Linked DNA regions of Mus musculus: regions 1, 2, 3, 4, 6 and 7 are each linked to region 5. Evidence: chromatin loops called from intact Hi-C (ENCODE). Cell type or tissue: heart. All regions are shown on one strand. Region 1 has its middle 71 kb from the start of Ttc34. Region 2 has its middle 40 kb from the start of Ttc34. Region 3 has its middle 7.0 kb from the start of Actrt2. Region 4 overlaps Prdm16 (PR domain containing 16). Region 5 overlaps Prdm16 (PR domain containing 16). Region 6 holds the start of Prdm16 (PR domain containing 16). Region 7 has its middle 83 kb from the start of Ttc34.

Region 1 (4,000 bases), 440 kb before region 5:
GTTCAGCGTACAGGAGTCCTCAGAGGTTGTTGTCAGGCTGCTTGAGTTGGGGTGTATTGGGGTGTTTGGAGAAGCTGTGGCATGCGCAAGGCTGCAAACTCTTTAGATATTCCCATCTGACCTCTGAATGCCTTATCAGGGCTCCTAACAATCTACTTGGGAAAAAAAAATAACCGCCTTCTTGAACTGGTGGTCACTGCCAGATCCAAAGGGGTGTCAGGATTCCTGGGAGCACAGTCATGCCAGGCATTTTGACGGATGGGCTTTAAGAAAGGCAATGATCTCAGGAGGACTGGCAGCCAAGGGACCATTAGAGCTAAGAAGCCTTTCCTAATGAGAATGGGGACAGACACCAGCTGACAGTGAGGCTACCATGCTTGCGCTGAGGACAGTCTCGCAGTTCTGGGTCACCTCTTGAGAGGGGTGCTCCTGTGGCTGGTTTTGCAAATGTCAGAGGTTAGAGGCTCAAGTCACTGGGGATGAGCCCCATGCCCTGGAACAAAACCAAAGGGGCCGAAGCAAAAAGCCCTTCTCCTAGATCCAGTGTCCCTTCCTCCTCTCAGTGCTGTCAGGGGACTCGAGGTAAGCAAGGAGAAGAAGTACCTCAAAGAGTGAAGGGTGACCTGGGATGGAGATACCAGGCTATGATAGGCACTCACTGCCTCTCAGGGCTGCGCACACATGTATGTTGGTTGCCAACACTGGAGCAGCCAGTTCACACTGGCCAGAAACACAGTGAGCAATTGTGAGACAAATGGACTATTTTTCTCTCTGGGCAAAGGGAGATGAAAGATGACAGCCAGGGTACTCACTTCCCGACAGTGTTGCAGAACTGTCGCGGGGCCTGGCTGGTTTCTGTCCAGGGTCAGGTGTGACACTGTTCACATATTCTGTAACGTGTAAATTAAACTGTCCTGCTGACCACTGTTAACTTTCACGAGACCCCAAAGCAACAGACATGTGGAGGAGCAAAGGATCATATTTGCACATGGACACGAACATGCAAACATACAATCCACACACTGGCACACAAAATGCATCTCTGCATTTGCACGAGTGCGCACACACTCTTATCTATAAGCAAATGCACACAATGTATGCACACTCACAAGAACAAGCTGCCATGAGTAAATGTGCACATACATGTGTATTCCACCACTGCACACATGCAGGCATGCATGTCTTCCTCACAAGCCTGCACACACATCTGCACATAGCCACACATCTACTCAGACATTAAAATGTATACACACGTGCACAGCAGCCGTGGTTTCACCTCCTAGAGCTGGTGGCGTGCAGTGTCCATATTTATTGTTATCTTCTATGTCTTGTATGCTCATTCTAGCATCTCCACTGACTGGAGTTCATTCCCCTTCCAGTAGCCCCAGAGAATTATTGAAGATGGGTCTGAATCTTTGGAGGTCCTAATATTCTCTTCCTTCCTCATGCTGTAAGTCTCCTTAAGAAGACCTGGCAGCACCCGGAGACACTCTGGGTGTCTCTCACCAGGATAGCAAGGACCCGTTTGTCCAGGATGTGGAGTCCATCTACTCTGCCTGACACACAGCATCCTAATGGACACTTGCTGGCCTCGGCTTTTGTTTCTACATGACCACAGCCGTGTCACTGGTGAAGTGTTCCTCTCTCCCAGGAACTAAAACTCATAAACTGCAGACTCTAAAGCCACCAGGGACAGGAGCAAGAGTCTTGGAGTGAGGGAGCTGAGAGGAAATGATTGTACATCTGAACCTGAGTTTGGCCCTGTCGAGTCTGGCCCCAGGAGGAACAGAGCCTCACCTTGCTTTCCAAAACACAAACCGTAGCAGCAGGTTACAGCAGGGTCATCCCACTGTATCATAACGATAACTGACTCCTACTAGGCTGCTGAGTGAACTACCTGGGTGGGAATCATGCTGCCTGGTTCTCATTGCAGCTAGCCTGGGCACATAACATTGTTATGCTGACATATGACAGTAGGGAGGCCTGGCAATTGGCCACATGTTTTGGCACTGCCCTGGGAAAATCTAGGGAAAATCTTAAGAGGACCTGTGACAGTGAGGATCTAGGAAAGCAACCAGAGTACAGAGGTGACTCAAATCCCAGAGGCTGCCACCAGAGGGCCTGGGGTGGTTTCTGCTTTGACAGGTGAGTCCTAGGTTAGGGCAGAGGTTGGTTGTCCCTGTGTAAAGAGGGTTGCTCTCACGGCTGAGCCTGTGCAGAGCAACTCATGTGCTGCTGGAACGAAGGCCCATGATCTGCCTGGATCAGAGATTCAGAAGTCTGGAGGCTGGAAGGCTAAGATTGAGCTGGGAACAGGGCTGTACTTACGAGGGCTCCCGAGGGGCTCCTAGAGTCCCTGTTTGTGGTTACACTATTCCAGGCTCTGCCTGGGGTATTTGTATTGCTTCTCCCAGGCCACCGTCTTCCTTTAACGTTTCCTTTTCTTAGAGACACACGAGTCACTGAGTCAGGGCCCACTTTAACCTTTTAAGTTTGATTGCACCTGTAGAGACCTTGCTTCAAAATGAGTCTCTGTCACAGGTTCTGGGGTGTAGACCTAAAGATACCTTATTGGTAGACACTGGTGACAGCTCCCATCACTGGGGCAGTACTGTGTAGCTAGGGAAAAAGAACGGGCCTTTTGCTGCGTGATTTTATCTACAGAACTCATGGAATCTGTGGATATTCCAGGCTTGTACAGGCTATAGATGTCCCCCCAAAATGCACCCCGTTCCTTCTCTAAGACAATATGAGCTTCATATCTCTAATCCCTGGATCATGCAGGCTACCTCAGACACATCCACACCTCAGGCTGGCTCTCTATCTCATGGCCTCTGCTTTTCAGGACTTTCCTAGTTAGACCGTTGATCTATTGCAATTCTTCTGGGATGGAGACAGAAAAAGGCTCAATATCCCTCTGAGTCTGGTCTGTGCTTGTCCTTCATCATAAGTCATGAGGGTATATGCTGATAGCACTGAGGTGTGGGAAAGAAAGCAGGCTACATCACAGACACTGTCTGGAGAGTCTGAGTCTGAAGTCTGAGCTGCATGGTTCACCCTGAGCTCTTGATGCCCACAGATTCCTCATCTCCGCGGTTATGGATTGCTGCTGCCATGTTTACCTTCCTGCTAACATGGAAATCTTGGGTCAGAGGGGTGAATGTGTGTGTGCTGAAGGCCTCACTCAGGTGCTGGACCTCAGGCTAACTTTCAGAAGAGTGGAAGAAAAGAAAATAGAGAGACAGACAGGCAGACAGAGACAGACAGAGAGAGGAGAGGGAAGACAGACAGAGAGACAAAGAATGAGAGAGAAGAGAATGATACACACACACACAGAGTGAGAGAGAGAGAGAGAGAGAGAGGAGAGAAGACAGACAGAGACAGAGAGAGAAAGAATGAGATACAGAGATACAGAGACAGAGAGAGAAGATAGAGACAGAGAGACAGAGACAGAGACAGAGGAGAGAGAAGACAGAAAGAGAGAGAGAGAGAGAGAGAGAGAGAGAGAGAGAGGAGAAAAGACAGATAGACAGAGACAGAGAGACAAAGAATGAGAGACAGAAACAGAGAGAGGAGAGAGAAGACAGAGAGGGGAGAGAGAAGACAGAGAGAGACAGATAAAGAGAGACAGAGAGACAAAGAATGAGAGAAATAGAATATGATACTAGGGGAAACAGTCGTGTGATATGGAGAGATCAGGGAGGCCTGTCTTTAGCAGAAATCAAAGATGTCTCCAGCCACCAGAAGCTGGATGTATACAGGATTTTCCCAGAAGCCTCTGGAGGGAGTTTGGCCCCCGTTGGCTCTTTAGTGTGGCTCGGTGAGGCTGATGGCTGACTTCCACCTCCAGAACAGTGAGAGAACGGTGTGTGTGTGTGTGTGTGTGTGTGTGTGTGTGTGTGTGTGTGTGTGTTATATTAAGATTCTCTCTGGCTGTGGGATCTGTGACAGCAGCAGCTGCGAAATCTAGGAGAGGGTGGCTCTCTGCCTCTGTCAGCCC
Region 2 (4,000 bases), 470 kb before region 5:
AAGGTGACTCACAGAAACATGTTAGTTAGATCCAGGTAGGTGGCTTTTCAGGGCAGCCAGTTGGTCCTTCCAAAGACTGACTGTCTTGATATCTTCAAGGAATCTTTGTTACAATGAGGGTCAGCGTTGTGGAAGTCATAGGAAGGCATACAGTATGTCAAATACCCATGAGGCAAAGTAGCCACTGGCTCCCCGATCCTAGACTCTCCCCTTTCTTCCTCCCCATCAACACTGGGGTCTATGTTCTTGTCCAGTTCTCTAGCTTTGTCAGAGCCTTCCCCACATTCTTCCTATGGACGTATAGATATATGCATATAAATGAGTTAGTGTATACCCACACATATACATGCACAGATAGACATACCTGTATATAGATAGGTATGTCAATACATGACTACAGTCTGCACACACACACACACACACACACACAATCTATATAGGCATGCACTTGTAGTGACTTGTGCACACAGACTGGTACATGTACTTGGTCACATAGGGGCAGGTGTCCGCTCCCTTTTACTAGTTCAATATACCAAGGGCCTACAAGGTCACCCAGCAGCATAAGAACAGCAGCATCCTAGATGTCCATCATCCTGTAAGGAAGAACAGCCATCCCAGAGGTGGGGAAGGGAGCCTGGAACATCTTGTAGTGTCCAAAAAGAAGGAAACAGTTGAGTATAGACTGCTGGGCATGTTAAGGGAAATAGGCTGGAATGGAACTCCTAATTGCCTAGGCTGGGGCAGGGAGAAAGGAAGAAAAGAAAAGGGAGAGAGGGCACTGTCTGGTTGAAGGGGCAGTGTGCAGCTGTCCTATCCCTCAGAGAGGTGGATCCATCCCAAGCATCCACCAGGAGATACCTGGGGTCTTTCATCTTAAAGATGGTGGTCATGGGCTCTTCCTCCTTGGGAGAGTGCCACAGGGTCACTGTGAGGCAGTGAGGGATTCCAGAGGCTGGGTTACCTGCCTGGGTCATGCAGCAGACACCCGGGGTCCGACAGGTCTCACCTATTTATAACCAGCCACGGGGCTCACCCTTGAAGTGTCAAGAAGGGGTTGGCTAAGGAAAACGCCCAACTTAAGTGCAAGTTGGTAGCTTCTTGTGGACCGGGGGTGGGGGTCGGGGGGGGGGGGAGGGATAGCTCTGGGCTTTCAGAGCCGGTATCCTCGGGACCAGGAAGCCTGTGTGTGCAGGGCCGGGCTGGGGCCCCATCCTGAACGGGGCCTTTGTATTGGGTCCTGGATCTGAGATATAACTTACTTTCATTTCTTCATATGCAAGTTGGAGAGGCCAATACCTTCTTGCCACCCCTCTGGGCTGCTCAGGTTAGGGTTCAGGAAAACATGAGGTCTACTGAAGGGACAGTATGTGGGATTTTGTTTTTGTTTTTTGTCTTTGTAACCAAATCATCACAGTTTTAGAGATGGAGGGAAGTTTTTTTTCCCCATCTCTATTGGCAAGTGCTATTGGTCCCACATCACTGATCTCTGTTGTCCTAGGGAGTGGCCTTAACTTGCAATCACTTCACTGGGTTCAAGGGCCTTGGAGCCTCTTCGTGAGACTGTCAGTTCCCCCCTCCTGGTCATATGCTACAGCTAGAGAGGGCCCAACCTAACACATGCCAAAGTCAGAGAGAGCTTCAGTAGTTTCCTTGAAAACCTGGGTGAAGCCTCCGTGCTCAAACCAGCTCACACATGGAAACCTGCTCTGTGACTACCAGGAGGGACAGCATAAGGCCACCAACCTAGCATTGGTGATCTAAAGGCCCCTGGCAGGTCCTTCTCCCAAACCTTGAACAGCTACCGTGAAGGCGCTGCTTATCTTGTCCACTAGAGGGCAGCATAGTTACCCAGTGGGCAGGACGTCTTCCCACATCTAGGTACCTTTTGTTGGGAATCCAGGATCTCTCTCTCTCTCTCTCTCTCTCTCTCTCTCTCTCTCTCTCTCTCTCTCTCTCTCCCTCTCCCTCCCTCCCTCCCTCTCTCTCTCTCTCTCTCTCTCTCTCTCTCTCTCTCTCTCTCTCTCTCATCTGTGAACAGGGTTTGAGGTGTGTGATTGCCTAGTCTGCTAGACAGATGTTTTCTGGGGCAATGATCACTCACATCTATTCACTCTCAATAAAGCTGCATTTATCAGCCCTCCAGAGAATAGGTGTTAAGCCATCTGTGAACTCAGATGGATGTCCAAAGGGCACGGATGTGGCATCGTCCGTGTTAGGCTGGAGTGAGAGACACAATTGCCCTAATTAGGAGGTGGCACTCTGGTGGGTGCTAAGATTCACACCTGGTGGCATCAGAGCTTGTGGTGCACATGGGCACCTGGAAGGGCTGGGCACTCTGTGGAGCCAGTGGGTCAGAGATATACTCCATTTGCTAAATTTAGTGTAAACTCAGATGAGATTGATTTGAATTTTAAAGGTTCTGTTCATTTGGGGGCTGAATCTATCTATGGCTCACTGGGATTTGAGCTCAAACTCTTAAAAATCAACGTGGTAATGATCAATTTGTTAGCGATAGCCACAATGAGTACCTGGCTTTCCATCTGGCTGGTTGCTCAAAGCCTGTTGATAGTAACTAATTGCCCAGAGAGGTCCCCGCATCCCCACACCTGGTGTGTTGCTTTGGCTGGGAACAGACTCCTGCTCTGACCCAGGCCACACTGAAAGTTTCCCAGGAGACAGGAAGACGAGGCTGCCAGGAGCCCTTCCTTCAGATAGGACCAGAGGCTTGGTGGGTCTTGGAGAGAAGCCACAAAAGGTCTGTAGGACCTTACCTCCCTCAGGTGGAGTCTCTATATTTCCTAGATGAGCTGTGAGGTGACCCATCCCACAGATGAGAAACCTGTTAGAAGATTCCGAACCTCTAGTGAGTATCTCCCACAAAAGTGACATAAGAGGGCCAGCGTCCAGCTGACTCTCTAAGCTGCTTCTTGCATCTTGGGGCCACCTTCAGTCCCAGGGCCAGCATGTTCTTATCTATTACTCTCTGAAGCCTTCAGCTCTCAGGGTCTTCTCTACAGCCCAGGCTAGCTTGGAACTCTTGACTCTGTTTCCCCAAACTCCCGAGAGTTTGCTTGGGTTACAGGAGTTTTCTACCATATCTAGTTTCTCCTGAAGGTCTGGTGAAATCTGTGATCTTTATGGAGGACACATTTAATGGAAGAAGAGGAGGTGAGGGGGTTTGAGTCCAGCTGTTGAACAGTTAGGGACAGACAGACAGCTCAACAGACTAAAGCTAGACAAACAGGTGGGCTTCCTGGGATCAGCCCTGCCCTCCTCTCACCTCTTTGGCCCAAGGTTCATGAGAAATGAATCTTTGAAAGCACAGAGTGACTCCAAACTAACGAGGAAGAACAGCGAGGGACATAATCTGAGCTTTGGGGTGGGGGTTTCGGCCCTCCTCTGTTCCACTGGGATCATGAGTCTGGAGCCCTCCGTGCCACCAAGAGCCCCCTGATGATGATTCAAAGCTATCTTTCTTTGTGGAGGGGTGCATGGGGCAGCTGGAACCCAGCCGAGGGCTGAAGGCTCACTAGGCTTGGGGGTGGGGTAGTAACATCCGTCACAGCAAGAGGCCGTGACCGTGAATGGATGCTACAGAAAATGCATTTTGTTTAAGGGCATAGAAGTTAGCAGAGGGTGAGTGCTCCTCCCCAGAATCGCCAGGCTCAGGATGACATTCGAGTGATCACCTAGCTCCAAGATGGCGGCTGTTGCCGGAGAGTAAGCATCCTCTTCCAGAATGTCAAGAGAGTGTGTGCCTAGCTCCAGGCATCTTGGGCTAACCTGTGCTGCCAAGCATGGGGATGCCAAGCAAGGAAGCAGGCAAGCGCGCTTGAGCTCCACTCAGGTGGGCAATGCATCCGCTCTCTTCCTTTGCCATCTGGCTTTGAATTCTTTCAAAGGTGGGGGTGTTCTTCTGAACCCCATGAAGGGAAATGTATATCAACAATCTTCTTACATCCCGGAGACTAAGCGGCTTCTTCCCCGACACGCTGTCTCC
Region 3 (4,000 bases), 350 kb before region 5:
CCTCAAGCCCTTGTCACCCACGTTGGGATAGCCTCTGGACTGAGATGTTGTCTTTTTGGTACCTTAAGTTCCCGTGGATTTTCTTTAAAAGATGATGTCAGGGCAAGGGAAGATGGCTTTGAAGGATGACCTACCTACCTGGTGTGAGGTCACAGTGAAGACACCTTCAAGAAACCTGAGCATCCAAGGCCCCTCCCAGAAGAGCACAGAATGGGAGGTGCCCTATAGAGTCTGGTGTGCCCTATACAGTCTGGTGCACGTGCATATTCACTTGTTAGATGATTGGCTCTGTGACTTAAGCAAAGAGCTGAGAATCTGATTGACAGACATGTTTCTGTGACCACTTTAACAAGAGACCAGAAATGGAGCAGCTTAGAACAGGAGGATTCCTTATGTCTGGAGTAAAAGGGTGAAAGCCAGGTCCAGGCATCCTCTGAGAATCTGGCCAGGGACTGTCTCTGTCTGTCTGTCTGTCTGTCTGTCTGTCTGTCTGTCTCTCTTTCTGTGTTTTTTTGTTTTGTTTTTTTGAGACAGGGTTTCTCTGTGTAGCCCTGACTGTCCTGGAACTCACTATGCAGACTAGGCTGGCCTCAAACTCAGAAATCCGCCTGTCTCTGCCTCCCAAGTGCTGGGATTAAAGGTGTGCGCCACCACAACCTAGCTGACTTTTCTGTCTCTTGGATACAGGATGCACCTTTGTTTGTAGTCACATGCTCGTTCTACCTTTGTTGTCAAATCCTCCCGACATATCCCTTTCCTTGCTTCTGAGGGTGCCAGAGGCACTTTTTGAGGCCCACCTAGTTCTAGCTTACTTAATTATACTGCGAAGACCCAATTTACAGGTAAATTTGTATTCTGAAATTCTGAGTGATGTAAGTTTGTGTATGTGCTGGGGGGATATAGTCCAACCTCATGAGCACACAAAGGCTTGCAAGCTCCCCGATTCTCAGCATGGTCCAGGCAAAGGCTGGGGAGGTTGCAAGCCTCTGTGTTCAGTCTCTCGGGACCCAAGCCCACTTCTGGTCTAAGACCAGACAAGAAGGAAACAGGTGGCCCCGGAGCTTCCTCCTCTGATGAGCCTTGGGCAGGCAGGGTATATCTGCCAGCCAGTGAGCCCCTGGCACACCCCTTCTCTTCTAAACTAGCAGAACTTGCATGCAGTGCAGGCAAGCCCAAGTGGGATTGCTCGATTCTGCGCCTACTATTGTCAATTTCCTAAGGGCCTCCTAGACCGTGCACATTGGGCCAGGGGGCTCCATCTCCTCTTGGCAGGGGTGGTTAGGCAGCAATCTCACCGTGGACATGGACAAAATCCTTCCACCTGGAGCTGAAACTCCATGGCGACGATAAATCTTCCCCCCCAAGCCCCCCCAACCCGCCCCCTCATCGTGTCTGGCTTTCAGAATCACAGCCTGCCATTTGTAACATGAAAAATGTTGCCGTGCAGGCTGGAAGTGGCAGGCGCATGGTAAGACAGTTAGCGCGCCTACCTCAGCCTCAAACACAAAGCCTTTTCTTTCTCCAGCTGGAAATGGGTACGGCCCGTGAATGCAAAGAGCTCTTTTCAACATTAGATTTTAAATTATTTGAATTAAACCTGGAATCCTTCCGGGCCCTGAGCTCTCTTGGTTATTCATCATTGGCTAAGTGTAGAAGTCTGTTCGGCCTCTCTGGGGACTGCCTGACTTCGAAGCCGCATCTGAAATGCTATAAACTATTTAAAACCCAAAGCTTGGCCGTGTTTAGTTGGAGGGAGCACATTAACACGCACTCCGCCACAGAGCTCTTTGGGGAAAGGACGGCTAGCTCGGCTAGTTCGTGTGTGTTTGCTTACTCGGTGGGACTCTCCTCTGGGTAATCACCGCAATACGCTTGAAAACAGACCTCATCCCCGCTGAGACAGGGTGATGCTTTCCCCTTATTTAGCAAACATTGATTCTTTTTTCTCTCTCCTAGTGTCCCGCGCTGCCCGGAAATTAACAAGCCCACTCGCTCCTGTCCAAGATTCCCCAATTCTTCCACCCCTAGACCCCGCGGCAGTTCCACACGGGCACCAGCAGGGGGCGGAAAATGCTTTTTGTAGTTTAGAGGGTCAGGACGCAGCTCCCTTGGGACTAGCCTGGGATCTTAGGTTCTGTCTTTCGAGTTGCCCCAACTGTCCAAGCTGGGGAAGGGAGGGAAGGGAGGAATCCCGCAGACAGAGTTGGGGCTAGGGACACAGAGACACCTTGAACTGAAGACCAGAAGGGAGGAATCCCATGGACACAGTAACACAGACACAGCCTGGAACTGAAGTAAAAGGAGGTGTCTCTATGAACAAAGCTGAGGCCAGTGGGGCACGAATGACCTGAGCGGAGGAGAGATTCCCACAGACAAAACTGGGACCAGGTGGGCAGGGCTTTCCCTGGGTGCTGAGAGGAAAACCCTCCTTTGTTTGGGTCAGGTCAAGAAAATTTGAAAAAGAAAGAAGTGGGCAGCAGTAGCAGTAGTCATTTAAAATAGTGAGGCCATGGACAATCACTGGGAACATTCTCACTAGGTGTGTCCCTACTGGCTGGCTGTACTCACCAGGGAAGTACTTTGCAAAGCCATATGCCCTTGCCTCCGGGGAAGCGAGGGCCAGAAAGCAGAAAGCAGGCACCTGACATACTGGGCAATGGTGTGGGCTGATGACTGGGGGTTTGGGGGAGGGGAGCAGGGTGGTATATGAGGGGTTCTAACTAGACTGGAATTGCCAAGCTGGGGGCGTAGTCGTCTCACTTCTATTCTGTAGCCCTGACCTCATAGTATGGACTAAAATGGTTTTCACAAATGACAATGAGGACACTGGTTTCCATTTCTCTCTCCATCTCCCTTTTTCTCCATTCTCTCTCCCCCTCCCCCTCCCCCTCCCCTCCCCTCCCCCCCCTCCCCTCCCCCCCCTCCCTGCCCTCAAGGTAAGTCAGATTCCACTTGGTAAAGCTTCTGTGCAGTTCAAAACAGCAATGGACAGAGCCCACGGAAGCTGAGCTCACCTCTCCCTCCCCCTTGAGCCTTACGGTCAGACTTCAGTTCCAGCTTCTATTAACCAGAGACCTCCTCACTCCTGAGGTTTCCAAATTGGGATGCCCACTCGAGTGTCTGAAAGCACGATGTAACTGGTGTCTGTTGATAATTCTAGGAGCAGGACACCTCACAAGGAGAAATCCTGGAGAGTTGCATTTCCAGCAACTCTGGAAATGGGCAGTCATAACTCTTGAGCATGCTACAGCCTGGCTCCATTTTAATAGCATTTGGAACACCCAAACATCAGTGTAGGTTTCCAGCCACACACGTCCATGGGAAAGGACCTAATAACCCATGCCTGACAGTGTTCACCTCTGTCGAGAGAGGTAGAGCCCCCAACTCTGGATGGTATACTTCTTTCAAAGTTCTGATAAATGATACACAATGCTCTCCAAAATTGAAAAGGTGGGGATAATTTCCCAGAGACCAAGCATGGAACTGGTGGTTCGGAAGGGCTGGAGAGTGTTCAGTTGGCTGTGATATATATCCCTCGAGGCTGCTGTAAGTATTCCAGTGCCTAGGCTGTGCCTGTAGGAGGTTGGAGTATCTTCAGGTTCTGTCTTGCCTGACAATGTGATAGGAACCCTAGAATTCCCGATTGCCCCCAATGTTGGTGGTGCACAGAGGTGAGTAGAGCAGCAGGCTTAATGGTCACCACAGGATATCACAATGGGGGGATGGGTAGCCTTAGGAACTCTAGAGAAGTGAGGCTGGAAGGGTAGGTGCTACAAGGGCCAAGCTTAATACACAGGATTGGGTTCCATATATGAGTAGATAGATGGATGAATGAGTGGGTGGACAGATGGGTGGATGGATGGGTGGACATATGGGTAGACAGATGTGCAGATGGATGGATGGATGGATGGATGGATGAATGAATGAATGGGTGGGTGGATAGATGCGGTGGATGGATGGATGGATGTTGGATGGATGGATGGATGGATAGATGGGTGGA
Region 4 (4,000 bases), 64 kb before region 5:
ACTTCCCACAATAATGCACTGTAACTTAGAATTGTGAGCTAAAATAAACCCCCTTTCCCTAGTTGGCTTTTTGCAGGCTATTGCATCATAGAAATCAGGAGCAGGGGTGGGGATTAAGGATACAAAGGCCCCTGCATTAGAGATGCAAGTTCTTGGTGCAGGCCTTGGGGATGCTTCGGAACTTCACCTTAAGCTGAGCGTCTCAGCTGGAGGCCCATCCAGCCTCTCCAGAAAGACAGAGAGGTCTCAACTATAGAGGCCCCTAGCCTGTGGCACTGAGAACAGGAGTTTGTAACAGGGTCAGGACTATGTTTCCTGATCGCATGATGACTGTTCTGTGAGTTTCTGCCATGGACAGATGCCTAGAATAAGGCAGGCGCTTTGAGGGACCTCAGCCCAATGCCTGTGTGTAGATCTGGCCCTAGAATGGACCTGGAGTCTTTGGGTACTCTGGCATTGACTTAGAAACAGCTCAGAACCCTGCATATGCCTGCCTGCTGCCGGATTTGCCCTGCCTTGCTGGACTAGGTAGGGCTCTGCATGCACACAGATAATCAAGTGCCTGGGGCAATAAGGACCACAGGGCCCAGACAGCAGCAGGTAATCAGAGTTGTCTCCATTCCTGAGCAGAGTGAGATCTCAGAGGAGTTCTGGACAGTGGGCTCCAAAGATCTGATATAACCTGGCAATTCTGGGACTTGTAAGAATCCCACGGGTTAAAGAGTTAAACCCAAGCCTGTGCTCCCTAAAGTTGACTCTGTAACTGCTCTGATTCCTGGAGGACCCTGGGCTGGGCAAGGGAAGGGAAGCCAGAGCCTGGTCTTATGGTTAGAGAGACTCATTCCTTGTAGCTTTGGCATCTTGGCATTACGTCTAGTCATCCTTGGGGCCACTATTGAGTTCTGGGTCCCCATGGATACCTGGATGCTGAGGCTTTGTGGCAGTGGCTTCATCTGTTCCAGAAGAGACCAGAACCAGGCTGCCAGTCAGGCCACTGGGCCTCTGGCAAGACCATAGGCCGGAAGGCTGGGACCCAGAGCAGGGTGAGTCACCCCAGCTCCAGGTCTCTGGTGTGACCCTAGCATGCCCAAGGGACTCCCGGCTGTTGTGTTTGCTGTGCTGTCCATCCTCACTGCTCTCATGCAGGGCCCCGGGGCTTCCTGGAGGCTATGATCCAGCCGTTGCTTGGCCCCTGGCCGGGTCACTTTTTAGTATTCTGTGTGATGCCCTGAAACAAGCAGAAAAGTAGAAAGAGAAACGGGGGGGGGGGGGGACTATTCAGCACCATCCCCAAAACACACAGCCAAGGACACTGGGACAAAGGGCAGTCTTCATTCAGACCAGTGGGCATGGCTTCTGCTGCTCACAAAGGATGCTGCTAAATGTTCAGAGCAGTGGGAGGGACCCCCACTTTGAGTACTGCTCAAAGACACCCTCCTCTGCTGGCCTCCAACAGAGAGGACAGACAGAACGGGCTGCCCCAGAGCCTTTGAACTCATGAAGCCCCATTTGGGAGGTGACCTTGAATGTCAGGTGCCACTGAGCCCTGTCCTGGCTCCTGACACCAGCCTTTCGGCTCTTCCCAGGATGGTGTGGATTCCCCTCCTCCCACTGGGCCAGCCTCTCCCACTGCTCCAACAAGCCAGTGCTCTGAGCCCGCCCCCTATCGGCAGCAGGCTGTTTCCCTGCTCAGGCCCTCCAAAGATGTTGATTTGGGGAATATGATAGTCAGAGACGATGCTCCCACAACACACTGTCCGTGAATAATTACTGCAGTGATCATTGAGTTATTGGAGCCAGAAATCAATGTGTTGCTGCAGAATTTCACCAGCAAGAAATCACACTGGCTCCCCCTGCCCCACCCCCACCGTGTCAACACCTGATGGCCTGGCTGTCTGGATTCAGCATTCCTAGGCCTGCTCCCTGGCTCCCACAAGGGTCCCCACCCGAAAGAGATAAGATAGAGCCCGTGTCGGGGAGGAGGTGTGGACGCGGCTGCACCAGCTTGGCCCGCTGTGAGTGATAAAAGGGGCTTTGGAAAGGTGCTGACGTGGCCACCGTGCTTAATGAGGTCATCGCCAAAGCTACTGCCCTCCTAACCTGGAGGTCAGGTTCCCAAAGTGACAGCCACGGGAAGTGGGGCCATCTGCCACTGCCTGTCAACACCCAGCACCCCATCACAGCAGCCAGCTCCAATGCCTGCAGGGGCTGGGCTCCAGACTCATTTCAGGGCTGTCATCTTAAGCCCTAGGGCATCCTGAGAAAGCTGAAAGGGACCTGGGGCCCTGTGCTAGAAGAGAGGGAGGGCAGCTGTTGGTGGGGAGGGGGCACTCGGGCCCCTTGTCAAAGCCAGCCTCGGGCAGTACATCCTGTGGCTCCCACTCAGGTTTCAGCTTTGAGGCTTCTTAGCTGAGGTTCCTCCTGTACTGCCCTAAGCATTCCGGGAGGCCTGGACTCTGCCCTCCACCATACTGGCTTGGAGGCCTACTGTGTGACCCTAGCTTGCTCAGGTACCTGCAAGAGGCTTCCCAATGGGGCAGAAGAATGCCCTCAGACCAGACTGAACTAGGTGTCTGTCTAGGTGTCTGTTTTTGAGCAGGGAGTAGGGGAGAAAAATCTGAGAGCAAAAGGAGGCTAGGCTCTGCTCCCAGCAGCCTCCCTATGGCTCCCTGCTTGGTTACCATCTCTGTTTGAAGCCAGGCTTCATGGTGGGTCAGGACCCCATCTGGAGATATCCAGTCCAAGTGTAATATATGTTAAAGTCCCCAGGGGGCAGCATGGCCTCTTGGGACCAAGAGCCCTGGGCTACAGATTTGCATATCAGATATCCTGCATATCAGATATTTACATTACAATTCATAACCATCGCAAAATGGCAGTTATGAAGTCACAATGAAATAATTGTATGGGGCATCACCACAACAGGAGGAATCTTATGTTAAAGGGTTGCAGCCTTAGGAAGGTTGAGAACCACTGCAGTAGTTATCACTAGGATGAATTCCTGCCAGGACCAGGGGGAGCAACTAGGGGAGCCTGAGCCTCCAGACAGCCTCATCTAGGAACAGCTGAAGGCTGAGTCTTTTTAGAACACTGCTTCCCAGAGGTCTGGCTTCCCTCCCTCCCTCCCTCCCTCCCTCCCTCCCTCCCTCCCTCCCAGGATAAGAACTTTACATCTGTGAAATTTCTTAATTTAGTATCTAGTTCTCTCTTTCTGGCCTCAATCTTTCTTTGTGTCAGAATAGGTAGGACACTTGTGGGGAGCATGACCCCCCCACACACACACACACCCAGTCTTGCAGACCCGCCCTGAAAGTTGCTCAGGGTAACATTCAGCTCTTGATGATGATGATGATGGTGGTGGTGGTGATGATGATGGAGCCTGGGAGAAAAAAAAAAGTCAGAAAATCATTTCCAAAAATAGACAGCAGGAAATGTGTGGTATGGCTGGTTGGCGGCACTCTGGGTTGGGGCACAGGCTGGCCAGGCCAGCTCTGTGTTCTGGGAATGGCCATCACCCATTTGTAGAGCAGGTCCATTGGAGGACATTCATGGAGCCCATTCAGGCCTCTGAGTTTAGCCTTAACAGAGGTGTGTGCTCCTCGGAGACCCCAGCCAGTGCTAGCTCACACCCCTAGATTACCAGAGCTACCGGTAGGGCATGGCTACAGAGTCACTCTGGCTTTTCTGAATAGAAAGGACTCTGCTTGGCACAGGTGTTCCGAAGGCACCCTAGAGAGCTCTGAGCACTATGTGCTCCGGACTGCTATGTTTAGGGAGGAAACTGTATAGCCAGCCCTCAAGAGGCAGGCCGGGGCTTCTGCAGGACCCTTGGTGATAACACAGAGGAAGGCGTGTCAGGTATAGAAGAAGGATGGTCAGTCTTAACCTTTGTTGGTCACTAGCTGTCTGATGACCACAGGCTTGACATAAGTACCACAGATCAAACACCGTTCAGAAAGGCCAGGGAACTGGTAGGAAAATTCAGAGGTTCCCTGATAAC
Region 5 (4,000 bases):
CCGGTGCTGCTGCATAGGAAGAGGGGCTGTCAGAGGTCTCTGCAGTTCCCGAGGAACCAAAACAAAAGGAAAAAAAAGAGCTATATGTACGTGCTTCCGAGGGACGGGCAGGCCAGACCAGGGCTGCCTGGGTGACCTGTGGCATCTGCAGGGGACTCGTGCTGTTGAGGGAACTCCTAGTCCCATGAGCAGCTTAGCCTTGGCTTTACTCCGCAGATACAAATCAAGGTTTCTTTTCCTGAGCAATCACCCTCCCCGCCCCCCCCCCAAAAAAAAAGCAGGAAGAGCTGGGCCTGGCCCTGTCAAGGTGTCGCTATGTTTTAGGGTGTGTGGGGAGAGCAGGTGAGAGGTGAAATTCCTTCCGAAATGTTGCATCCACAGGGGGTTATAGAGCAAGCAGGACCGAGACCTGATATTGCTCAGGCTGTGCAACATCAGGTGTGCGAACCAACAGTCACATCCGGGCATATTTTGCAGGTGGTCATGTGAGTCACATTGTGTCCCAGACTGTGGAAGAAAGGCTGTGTCCAAGGACACCTATGTGCCCCAGAGGCCACTCAGGACTCCCTAGGATACAGTAGAGGCCCAGACCTGTGATAAACAAGTCTGGTGAGGCAGTTAAAAGTATAGCAGGAGCAAGGGGAGCCTGGCCTCAGACAAGGCTGGAGGCTGAAGGGACCTACTGAAGAAGGGAACCATACACAAGGGGGCGACACAAGAGTTCAAGGTTGGAAGGTCACATGCCTGAACGAAGGGCCTGGACAGGAGGAAGGGCCCCTCTCAGAGTAGCATCCCTTTCTCTGGGGCCTTAAACTTCCTTGGTTTTTATGGGGCATCCAAGGACCAGAGGATTCGCAGGCTCTGAGAGTCCAAGGGCAAAGTTAATAAATGCGGCCCTGAGTATTCTAAGCTCAACAGGGACAGAAACACAGTCAGACACCCTGGGCAGGGGCCCACACAGACCTCCAGGGTCCATCCAGAGCCTGGCTCCTCCTGTACTGGATAGTACAGTGCTATAAAAACTGCTTTGACACAGCCCCTCCTGGCTGTGCCCCTGCTGTCCTCGGGCACGTCCGCAACCACATGACAGAGGCTCGTGACCAGTGTGCTACTCTAGAGCCTGCCACCAGCCCCAAATCGCAGTGGGGCAGAGCCCATAGGAATGCAAGCCTGCTGTATTTAGAACAATCACACATCCATGTGGGTGAAAAAAATTTTAAAAGCCCCCCCCCCATCTTTGCCCTCACGGAGGCTGACATAGCAGGCTCTGGCTCTAGAGAGGAAGGCAGCCTGTCTCACAGCACTGGCGCTGGAAATCTTGTGTGTTGTGTTGTCACCTAGCAGGGCTCATTTCCCAAATATGAAAGTATATACTCGCACAAACACGGTTTTCAAGTGCTGTGTGTGTGCCTCCGAGATCCAGATAAGCGCCCAAAGGCGTTCTGACGACTGTTTTGCATATGTGTGCTCATATACCTGAGCACACACATGCACTTATACTAAACACACACTGCATGGATGCACATGGATGCAGAAAAAAATACACCACGGAGACAGAATCCCTGCTGCAGGGTCCGTCTGTGTGTACAGCCCTCGGGGAAGCCCTGTCAGCTCAGACTCCCACAATGCACCGCAGCTCAGACTCCCACAAGGCACAGCTCGCTCCTTTCCAGGGCGCCTCACATGTGCTGCGGAGCCTGGAAGGTCCCTTCTTAAATCACGCACTGTTCTTTGTTTTGGGCCTGGTTTCTTTATTGTGGGTATTGCTTGGGCCCTGTTATAAAACTGGGAGAGAGCCGGCCTCTGTTCTCTGCTGTTAGGGCCAACGAGGCCACGCCTGGAGGGCAGCCACACAGCAGACGTCTCTCACTGACCACAGCTTCTAACTGCGCCATGCTCTCTGGTAAAATGGTTTCCCAAGTGCTTGGTCAACCTAGTGGGGGTGTGGCAGGCAATACTCTGAGCACACAGGAGCCCATAGTAGCTTGAAGGATTCAATATGGCTACTAGCTGGCCTCAGCATCGAAACCACAGTCCCAAAATCCCCCCACCTGACCTCCAGGGTTACTAAGAGCATTAGATAGCCACCACGAGCCCCCAAGTGAAATGGGGCTGGTTCAGGGTCTTCAGTCAGCAGAGGGCTGCTTTCCCATCTCAGGGTAACCAGCCAGAACAGCTTTCTGTATCTTTCGGTGGCTCAAGGCTGCCCTCTTGAGGCTGAATAAAGAATGTCACCTCGCACTATCTCAGCATCTTACTCCCTCCAGTATAGAGCTCAGGGATAGTTAAAACCTGGCCTAGATGTCTCTAAGAATAGAATCCTAGGACATGTCTGAACTCTCCAGCTGGGTAGTCAGGTGACCTCGGGGACTCCACAGTGGACACAGCTCCCACGGCACTTGATCTCTCCTCTGAGGCAAGGCGCACCTGTTTTCCAGGTGCAAGTACTGTGACCGGTCATTCAGCATCTCCTCCAACCTCCAGCGGCACGTGAGGAACATCCACAACAAAGAGAAGCCGTTCAAGTGCCATCTGTGCAACCGCTGCTTCGGGCAGCAGACCAACCTAGACCGGCACCTGAAGAAGCACGAACACGAGGGCGCACCAGGTGGGTGGGGTGTTGGGCGTGGCGGCGGAGGGGCGTGGCGGAGGAGGGGCGTGGCGGCAGAGGGCGTGGCGGAGGAGGGGCGAGGGAAGAGACCTGGCAAGCAAGGGCAACATCACCCCTCAAACAACTTTCTAAGAAACAGTTCCCTGAGATCACCCCAAGTGCACATTGGCACTGAGTGAGGGCTGGATGCCCCCAAGAATGCCCCTGACACTCAGCCCATCCACAGTGAGCCAGCACTCCGGGGTGCTCACGAACCACCTGGGCACCAGCGCCTCCTCCCCCACCTCCGAGTCGGACAACCATGCACTTTTAGATGAGAAGGAAGATTCTTACTTCTCCGAGATCCGAAACTTCATCGCCAACAGCGAGATGAACCAGGCATCCACTCGAATGGACAAACGGTAAGAAAAATAAGCCAACCCAGGCAGGTCTAGACTCAGCTCCTCTAATGGTATTGTCCAGGATGCATGAATCTCCACCCCTGGATGGTACTAGGTCCCATATGAAGGAGGTCCCAAAACAAGCAGAGTCCTCCCTACCAACCTCCCCATGTGCACACCTGCAACCACTTTTCCACTAAGAGGGAGAGGGAGACAGAGACAGACAGAGACATAGAAACAGAGAGAGGGGGAATTCAGCCAGGCTACAGAGGTGTTCTCTGACACCTCACATCCAAATGTCAGTGTCTCCTTTACGTGGGGACTCTCCCTTCGGCACGGACACCTCCATATCCCAGGAAATGAAACTGATCAGAGAAGTCATTGAAATATAGAAGTTCTCTAAACCCTAAGAAATTTCAAGAAGGGTCTCCAGTTTTGAAGAGGAGAACCAGAGGCTCATAGAAGTGGCATGACTTGCCAGTGCACGCCTTTAATCCCAGCAGTTGGGAGGCAGAAGCAGGCGATTTCTGAGTTCAAGGCAGCTTGGTCTATAGATTGAGTTCCTGGACAGCCAGAGCTACACAGAGAAACCCTGTCTCAAAAAAATAAAAAATAAAAACAAGGGGCTGGCGAGATGGCTCAGTGGGTAAGAGCACCCAACTGCTCTTCTGAAGGTCCGGAGTTCAAATCCCAGCAACCACATGGTGGCTCACAACCATCCATAAAGAGATCTGACTCCCTCTTCTGGAGTGTCTAAAGACAGCTACAATGTACTTACATATAATGAATAAATAAATCTTTAAAAAAAAAAAAAGAAATACTATAAAAAAAAGGGGGGGTGGCATGACTTGCTGACTCAAAACTGGCCCAGAACCTAGAGCCAGGACCCATCCCTTATTGCATGAGCCATCATGGGCCACAGCTCTGTGCCACCAGGGTCTAGCTTGCTCCCATCCACTTTGAAGAAATGAGGGAGGGTTCTCCAGAGATGTGTTTCTTCAGACACTTG
Region 6 (4,000 bases), 310 kb before region 5:
GAGCGCAGCGCACGGGCCCACCCCGGAGGTGCAGAGGTGCAGGACGCCCCGAGACGCCCAGGACAAGATGCCGGCCTTCGCACGGCCGCCCCCCGACGCGGGGCGCGCTAGCCTCAGCCGCCGCGCCCGGCTGAGGACCGACGGCTCCAGCGCCACTCGGCGTCCCGGGCGGTGGCAGAGCTTGGAGCTGGAGGCGCCTCGGCTGTTTGTTTTTGAGCCGCGGAGCCCGAAGCTGCAGCCACCGGGTGGGGGCGGGGGGAGGGGCGGGGGCGGGAGGCCCGCGGGGGGCGGCGGGCGGCGGGGGCTTCGGAGGAGCCGGGTTAGGGCGCGTTGGCCCTGACACCCCCTCCGCGAGCGCGGGGTGCGGGCGGGGACCGAGGGGAGTTCGGGAGGAGAGCGCTCTGGGGCGACGGCGAACGAAAGCTTTTTAATTAGTAATAAAACGCAATAAAACGCAGCAAAAGCAGCCTGGACCCGTGTCCCAACTATCAGCGCGTTTGCGGGGAGATCCAAGGAAGTCGCGCAGAAACCCGCTGCGGGCCAGTCTTCTCTACGGCCCGGCTTGGGCAGGAGCCACAGCGCTGCGCAGCGCAGGGCCAGGGCGGGGAGACGGTCACCTCGCCTCCAGGGCTACCTGGGTCCTTTTAAAGTGTCCAGGGTGCGGGCCCCGGGCGGGAGCGACGAGCAAGGAATGTTTTCTTAAAGGGCCAGTTCCGAGCTGCGCTGAAAAGGGGGGGGGAGGGGGGAGAGAGAGAAGTGAGGTGAAGACCGAGAAGGCCTCGGAGAGCCCCCCAATCCCGCGCCGAGGCGGCGGCGGCGGCGGCGCGACGAAGAGGATGATGAACACATTGCAAAGTTTTTTTGGCCCCGGCGAGGGGTGTCAGATTGAGTGCTCTGTGCGCATGTGCGAAGGTGTCCAAACTGACAATGCTAGGGAGATGAAGATAGTGTGTAGCTGCTTCTGGGCTCAAGGAGGAGGAGAGAGATTCCGCGAGCCGACACCATGCGATCCAAGGCGAGGGCGAGGAAGCTAGCCAAAAGTAAGTCTCCCGCGCTCGACCGCGCCGCGTCGCCGGGCCCGGGCCGCGGGGCCGGGGTACCCGGGCCAGGGGTGCGCGTCGGGGCGCGGTCGGCGCGCCCGCGGCTCCGGCCCCCGGTCGACCGCGCGGTCCGGGGGCTGCTCCGCCTCCCGCGCTCCGGGGCGGCCGGGCTCCGCGCGGAGGCTCGGGGCGCCCGGGCCGCGCGCTCCCCGAAGGCGCCGGCCCCCTCCCCGCAGAACCCCCTCCCCCCCACAGTGTCAGGCGCTCGGGCCCGGGAACCCGAGGCGCGCGGTGGGGGCCGGGGAGGGGGGCCGAGGGGGAGGGCCGGGGGTGGAGGAGCGAGAAAAGCGAAAGTTAGCGAAAAGTTGACGAAAGGGGAGAGTAACTTTTCCTCTTCGCTCGCTCTCTCCCTCTCTCTCTCCGAGTGGCTCTCAGTCCTGGTCAAATCATATTCCGGGCTTTTGAAATAGTGGGCGCTAGAGCACCGCCTTTGGCGTCCGCCAGCCGGGCTCAGAGGAGGGAGACCCTGAGCCGGGGAGGGGGCGGAGGAGGGGGCGCGGGCCGGCGCCCACCCGGCTCCCCGGGAGCAAGGGCAGGACGGCCGCAGCCGCTGGGGAAGCAACATGGAGACTTTTTCCTGCGCTCGAAACTGTGCTCTTGAAGTTTATTCCCAAGTGGTGCCCCGCGTGGTGGCCGGCGCTCCTCTGTGATCCTCGCGATTCGCTCCGGCCGCCCGGTGCCGGCGCCTCCGGCAGCGGGGTCCTCACTGGCCGCTTTGCTACCCGCCGCCCTGCCTCGCTTGGCCTCGCTCCGACCCTCTCGCACATGCTGTCCCCGGCACCCGCGAGCCCCAGAGGGACCAATGTCCCGGCGAGGCTACCCGGGCCCGGGGCTTACTTTCTCTTTCGCGCCGCCTCGAGCCGTGCCTGGGGCTGTGCGCTCAGCCAGCAGCGGGCTGGTCCCCACCGCAGCCCGCCGGCTCCTGCCGTCCGCACTATGGCCACCGTGTCTCGCAGCCGCCCAGCGCGCCCTCCCGTCCCAGTGCCGGCGCCATCCGCAGGAGTCGGGCCCGGGGCTTCGTCCCTTGCAGCCAGCAGGTGGGGACCCGCTGCAGGGCGGCCGGGGGAAGCGCGGCTCGAACAGCTCGGGCCACGGTCCGGCTCCAGCGAAGCGTTGAGCGCTGTACGGAGAGGATCCGAGTCGCTCGCCCCCGCCGCCCCCTCCTCTACCACGGGCCGGCTCCAGGTCCCTGCCTGATCACCAGGCCGTTCGGTCTGCGCCTCCGGGGCAGGATCCTGCCTGGCCCGGCCTCGCGGCTTCCAGAGCCGAACTCTTAAAGAGCGTGAGTCCAGCGAGCCGGTGTGGGATCCGCGATAGTTTTCCGAAAAAGCCAGGCACTTTGAGCTCCGGACCCTACGGAACTTGGCCCCACGGCGGCCCGGCTGTCTTAGGCCGCGCGCCCACTCTGCAGGGAAAAGCAACTTCCAGCCTCCGCCAAGCTTCCCTGAGCTCCGCCGTTGGAGTTCGTGGCCCCTCGGTTAAGAGCCCCTTTCCTGCCGAGCTCCCTGGCCAGCTGCCCTTGACCTCGGCCTTCTGGGCCACCCATGACCTCTGACCCCTCTTGGTGCGAACAGTGCCAGTAGGTTCCCAGCGGATGCGAAGGGGTTGTGTGCGTGTTGGGTGACTCTCCACGACGCGTGGAACGGGTGTGCAGTGTACTGTTAGAGTCCGGTGTGTACCGTGAGCCTTTGGGAGTCTCGACCCCCTGGCTGCAGGTTGGATGGTCAGGCTCTCGCTGAGGAAAGACCAAAGCTTGAAGGAGAGAGACGTAAAGTGACTGCGCTCTTTTTGTTGCCGCCGCCTTCGCTGCAAGCGAGAGACTGGCTCAGCGCACCCAGCGCGGCCCCGGAAACTTCCCAGAGGCCCACACCCGCTCGGCGCCCTGCTGGGCCTCCTGCTCTCCCTCCACCAGGTGGGGAAGGTCACTTGGCTCCGGCCCTATGTAGGGCCAGAACGGGCGTCCAGCGACGATCTTGAGGCCTTCTCTGGAGGCCAAGAACCGAAGGACACAACCGGTGGGAGTCCACAGTTCAGGGCGTTCTTGGAAACAACCCACAGGAGCTTGCCCGACAGACCCAGGGTCTCCACTTGAGTGTCAACCTGGAGACCTGGTTTCAGGCTGTGTGACTGTTACTGCTACTACCAAAACCCCTTCAAGAAGAGGGCGAGGCGGCTCAGGATGGAAGACGGCCCAGGGCTTACTGAAGACTTTCTTATTTCTTTAGACAGCATTTTAAGGGACTGTGGAAGGCTCCTGGGAACCTGACTCAATTACCTGAAGCAAGAGTGACCAGCAGCCAGCCCAGAAGCCTCCTAACTGGCTGACAGGGTCAGGGGATAGAAGAAGGAGCAAGGTCATGGTGGTTCAGGGTTTTGTTCTGCCCTCATACTACTCGGGCCCCTGAGCTGTGACTGAGATGTCCTGAGGACAGAAGGACAGATGGGCCAATGGATGTAACGGCAGGACACAGGGCTTGGGTGTGAGGTTGTCCCAGGGGTGTGCATTTTGAGGTATAATTTCGTTTGTATTTCCTGGTGCTCCTACTCCAGACCTCTGTCTGCATGGCTTGTTTAAGCTGGACCTTTCAGTTGGCCCTTTTGGTAGAATTAGGGGCCCAGAGTAGATCCTTCTGTTGAGCTTCCTAAGGACAGAAATCTCTGAAGCTCCCCAGTGAGGACTGTGATTCAGTTGGTGGGAAGTTTAGCTAAGCCTGAGCCTGGGCAAAGTGAAGATGGTTCAGATCAGGGGTCCCCTTACTCAACCTGGGCCAGTGCTGGCCAGTAAGGACCTGAAGCTGTCTTGACCCCATATTTTAGAACGAAAAATTTAACAATAGCGTATTGTTCCAACACTGGTGTGAGCCAGGTGGGCAGTTGGGGGCTTGGTTGGTGCTGCTGCT
Region 7 (4,000 bases), 430 kb before region 5:
CTCACATATGTGTGTGTATATGTATGTGTGTATGTGTGTCAGTATATGTGTATGTATGTATGTATGTATGTGTGTGTGTGTGTGTGTGTGTGTTGGGAGTGGGATATGACCGCAACCTTCAACAGAGGTTACAGAGCTCCTGTGAAGGGTGCTATTCCCAGTGGTGGTTGACATCCTTGGTGGAGGATGCTCTTCAGTGTCATGGAGTCACCTTCATCTCCACTTGCCAGTCTCCTGTGATGGAGTAGAGATACTTTCTCAGAGACTTAGCTCGAGAGTGGCCCCTGACTGCTGGCTGGAGTTCTCAGGGACTTGAGAGGGGCTGTGAACCCACCCTGAAGTCTGGGCTTCCATTTTTATCTTCCCCATGTTTGAGGCTTATTTACAATTGTCAGGGGGAAAGAAGGCCTCTAGATCAGTGTTTCTCAACCTTATTAATGCTGTGGACCTTTAATACAGTTCCTCATGTTGTGGTGACCCCAACCATAAAATTATTTTTGTTGCTACTGTTTCAAATCAATGTAAATATCTGTGTTTTCCAATGGTCTCAAGCAAAAACATTGTTTGCACATGGGGGGTGGGGGTCGTGGCTCACAGGTTGAGAAGGCCTGCTCTAAGTTCCTGGGTCCAGGCCTGCATCACATCCACATTAGCAAAGGGCCCGATAATTCAAATTCCCTTTCAGACCATAGTCACCTTCATACGTTCTCTAGAGATGATGTATGTGAACAGGCATTTGAGGTCATGCTTCTGGAAGTTTCTATTTCACAGGGAGCTAAATCAGGAGGTTCTGATGTTGGGATTTGACACAGGCTTCAGGGTACAGGAAGATAGCACCCACCATGTCCCTGAATTTAAAGCCTCTCACTCCATAAAGGAATGCTTAGGGGCTCTCCCTCAGTGGGCCAGCTTACCTCATCATCTCAGGAAAGTACAGGGATGTACATCACAGACCTGACTCTCTGTCTCTTCCTTCCTCTGGGTTTGACTAGAAGGGGAGGATGCTGGGAGCTGTAGCCCAGCTAGCCTTGGAACACATCACTGGGCTGATGTTCAAGGACTTATTTTCTATTTTTCTCCCCCATGTCACCCTGGCTCCCTGCCTGTCACCTCACTGATTGCCACTTGATAATGCTTTCTGGAAACCAGCAGCCCCAGTTGTCACTTGCCACTGTGGACACCGGGGCATCGAGGAGAAAGTTGGTTCTTGGTGAGGTCTGATATCTACCCACTTGCTTCTTGCCAGTAGGCGGGGCTCCAACCTCATTCTACCTGCAGTGGCTCCCCACTCTCCCCAGCAGAATCTCACTAGGTGAGCTTCCCCAGTAGCCATAGCCAAGGTCCACTCTGGGAGCAACATGGCCCTTGAGCCTTCTGTTCTGGTCCTCCTCAGCAACTTGACCCCAGCATCAAAAAAGCATCTCTATGTACCGGCCAAGAGAGCCTGCCTGTTTCTCTGCAGAATCATTCTGTGAACAAGACAGGCCAATGGCGACAGCGAGGGCTTGTTCCCTGGAGGAAGGCTGGGACTCATCGCACAGGCAGAAGCCCGAGGTTCTGAGAGCGTACAGAAAGTGTGTACACTGCCTGCCCCATTCATAGCCCACAGAAAACATGTAGGACCTGCCAGGATGCTCTGGAGGGAGGCAGAGAGCTGCTGCACCAGAAAGGGCTCCCGGGAAAGACGGAGGAGCAGGTTAACCTCCAGGAGGGAAGAGTCTGTCAGCTAGCCAACCTGGCTGGAGTGGCGTGGGTGTAGGGAGCCTGCCCACACATCACCCTCAATGCCAAGCCCAGAGCAAAACATGAACTTACCCTTAATTACTTTGACTCTGGTCCAGAACCTTGAACCACATACTCAGTTCCCCCTTTCCTTGGGATTGTTTGGGGTGACACGTTCTCTTTCCCCTCAGTCAGTCTGATGTGACATGTGCCCTCCTTCTGAGTCTCTCAGGGATCTTCCAACGTGGACCCAGAGCTGGAGGTGGGAAGCACAGCAGAGTTGATAATGGCTGGAAAATGCTGAACTCAGTGTGTCCAGAACTTCTAGGAGTAAGTGTAAACTATCCAAGCCCGTCCTCAGTGACAGCTTGAGAACAGCCTGGGGTCTAGCTGCAACTGCCCGAGGCTCTGTGGAGACCTCTCCTCACGGGATCACCCCAACCTCTTCACCGTCAGTCTGTTCCTACGTGCACACGGCCATGCTCTTACATGTATACACATAGCCACACACACCACAACACATGCATGCTTTTACATGTATGCGCCTTCCTCTGAATCACACCCACCTATCTACCTGCATTTGTGAATGACCATATGTGTTTGCACACACTTGTTTCTGAGTGTCCCCTCAACGTAGGCCCAAGGCCTTCCCAGCCTTGAAACACTGTGAACTAAGTGTTTACTAAGTCCAGTCACTAAGGCTGGACTCTCTAGCAAGCAAAACCTAGCCTAGGTCGGTACTCCTGGCTGTCTCAGCCACTGTATGCACACGTGTGTGTGTGTGTGTGTGTGTGTGTGTGTGTGTGTGAACAACAGCTGTGTGTGTACATGTGTGGATGCAGAAACAGCTGGTATTAGTGTGTGTGCCTGCTTCCATGGGCACACAGCTGTATCTTCATGCTGGCATCTGTGTGCACCTGGGTCTAGCCCGTTTGGGGTCTATGGGCTGCTCTCCTTGGCTCTCTGGTCTTGCATTCAATCTGCTACTGCCATCAGCCATGGAAAATTTTGTGGTGTGTTTTCTTTGGTGCTTTGGTCCAGCCATCCTAGAATCCAGGCTCCAAGGCCCTGTCCCCACGTGGGTCCTGACCCCGGGCAGTGGCCCCGTCCCACCCCACCGTCTTCGCCCCATGTCGCCTCAGCCCATCACGGCTGGCTGGCTGACAGGCTGGCATTTCCCTTCCTGTTTGGTTCTTTCCCTCCTGTCATGTCGACAAGCACAATCGTGTTCCCTGACAGACGGAAATATCAATCCTCAAGAACAGGGACAAAGCAGGTTTTAAACTTTAACGAGAGGCTTTAATGGAAATAAAATGTAAGTTCCCCTTCAGATGGGGGGTTTCTGCTTTATCAGAGAGAAACCTCCTTTAATAATAAATCAAGGAGGCGCATTTTCATTCTTTTACATGTGTGAATATTTAAAGCATGCAAAAACGCGGGAGAGCCATTTGCTGGAACAAAAGGAAACACTTATTTACCCCTGAAAATAAATAAATGAAGGGAAGGTGTATGCTGACGGGAAAGTGGGCACCAGGACTTAGTGCAGGCAGCTGGGCGGTTGGGAGTGGCTGTCACTTCGGGAGAAGTTTGCAGTGTGAGCTGGCTGGGAGACTGGGAGACTCTGTCTCAGTCTCCTATTGTTATTTATTGTTCCCAATTTTTCTTTATGGGGTGCTAGGAGAGGCATTCAGGGCCCCACAAATACCAGACGTGTTCTACTATTGAGCTATATCCCCGGCCTTGTTTCCAGAGCTTAAAAGCCCAGGTTCCCATCTTGCTTCTTTCACTAAGCATCCTTCACTAAGGAACGCCTGGCCACTCTTCATTCATCAAGCAGCCCCTCTGTTCCCTAGCAGCTGGCTCTTACACACCAGGGTGGGGTGGGGGAATTGGTTCTAAAGCCCAGGTGGGGCGCTGCTTGCTGTGGAGGACCCTTCCTACATTCCCCAGCCTCGGGGGCATTAGCGATCCTTAGCTGTGGCCGCACCTCGCTGTTTTCTGCCTCTTCAGTACACGTCTGTCCCTTTCCAATATAGACAGCAGCCCCTGGATTGGAACCCCTAATCCTTCGTCATCCCGGTTCTATCAAATCTGCAAAGACTCTACTTCCAAATAACTTCCCCCTTTCAGATAAGGACTCCCCAAGCCTGGCTCAGTGGCAGCCGTTGGGAACCTCAGAGTCCACGGCAGAGGAGGATGTGAGTCAAAGCCATGGCTGCCACGGAGTCCCGTCCACAGCTTCCACTTCCCTGACGCACAGAGGACAGCGCCTGGACAC

The links. A loop is a pair of places that touch in the nucleus more often than their neighbours do. Peaks named below come from ENCODE experiments on the same cell type or tissue, not always from the same donor. Only the 100,000 strongest peaks of a DNase experiment are listed, where the experiment ranks them.
Region 1: it touches region 5 in a loop (2.4-fold over the local background); 3 of 42 quality-filtered maps call a loop at or near these places.
Region 2: it touches region 5 in a loop (7-fold over the local background); 13 of 42 quality-filtered maps call a loop at or near these places.
Region 3: a loop joins it to region 5, with 9 times the contacts of the local background. A loop is called at or near these places in 14 of 42 quality-filtered maps.
Region 4: it touches region 5 in a loop (4-fold over the local background); 10 of 42 quality-filtered maps call a loop at or near these places.
Region 6: it touches region 5 in a loop (7-fold over the local background); 8 of 42 quality-filtered maps call a loop at or near these places.
Region 7: a loop joins it to region 5, with 5 times the contacts of the local background. A loop is called at or near these places in 3 of 42 quality-filtered maps.

Annotation. Positions count from the first base shown.
Region 1 is chr4:154,764,462-154,768,461 of GRCm38, reverse strand. No RefSeq gene overlaps it. Among named protein-coding and RNA genes, the nearest start is that of Ttc34, 71 kb to the left of the region's middle. In heart, a CTCF peak has its summit at 2,107 (motif pointing right); no DNase peak of the experiment used is centred here.
Region 2 is chr4:154,795,841-154,799,840 of GRCm38, reverse strand. No RefSeq gene overlaps it. Among named protein-coding and RNA genes, the nearest start is that of Ttc34, 40 kb to the left of the region's middle. In heart, a CTCF peak has its summit at 1,831 (motif pointing right); no DNase peak of the experiment used is centred here; H3K27me3 peaks cover 2,494 bases.
Region 3 is chr4:154,672,829-154,676,828 of GRCm38, reverse strand. No RefSeq gene overlaps it. Among named protein-coding and RNA genes, the nearest start is that of Actrt2, 7.0 kb to the right of the region's middle. In heart, a CTCF peak has its summit at 2,049 (motif pointing right); no DNase peak of the experiment used is centred here; H3K27me3 peaks cover 3,767 bases.
Region 4 is chr4:154,391,624-154,395,623 of GRCm38, reverse strand. The region is part of intron 3 of Prdm16 (PR domain containing 16); the gene reads left to right. Among named protein-coding and RNA genes, the nearest start is that of Arhgef16, 94 kb to the right of the region's middle. In heart, CTCF peaks have their summits at 1,676 and 2,773 (motif pointing right); DNase peaks (open chromatin) are centred at 1,543 and 2,033; H3K4me3 peaks cover 528 bases; H3K27ac peaks cover 3,959 bases; H3K27me3 peaks cover 1,676 bases.
Region 5 is chr4:154,327,272-154,331,271 of GRCm38, reverse strand. Prdm16 (PR domain containing 16) reads left to right here. Exons shown (of 17, transcript NM_027504.3): 13 at 2,439-2,608; 14 at 2,838-3,012. Among named protein-coding and RNA genes, the nearest start is that of Arhgef16, 29 kb to the right of the region's middle. In heart, CTCF peaks have their summits at 676 (motif pointing right) and 2,223 (motif pointing left); DNase peaks (open chromatin) are centred at 1,081 and 2,211; H3K27ac peaks cover 2,566 bases; H3K27me3 peaks cover 1,113 bases.
Region 6 is chr4:154,633,763-154,637,762 of GRCm38, reverse strand. Prdm16 (PR domain containing 16) reads left to right here and starts at 890. Exons shown (of 17, transcript NM_027504.3): 1 at 890-1,040. The coding sequence starts at 1,004. 5930403L14Rik (RIKEN cDNA 5930403L14 gene) reads left to right here and starts at 1,396. Exons shown (of 1, transcript NR_045643.1): 1 at 1,396-4,000. Prdm16os (Prdm16 opposite strand transcript) reads right to left here and starts at 183. Exons shown (of 2, transcript NR_168731.1): 1 at 1-183. In heart, CTCF peaks have their summits at 1,509 and 3,005; DNase peaks (open chromatin) are centred at 892, 1,462, 1,872 and 2,792; H3K4me3 peaks cover 4,000 bases; H3K27ac peaks cover 3,985 bases; H3K27me3 peaks cover 1,790 bases.
Region 7 is chr4:154,752,314-154,756,313 of GRCm38, reverse strand. No RefSeq gene overlaps it. Among named protein-coding and RNA genes, the nearest start is that of Ttc34, 83 kb to the left of the region's middle. In heart, a CTCF peak has its summit at 1,636; no DNase peak of the experiment used is centred here; H3K27me3 peaks cover 272 bases.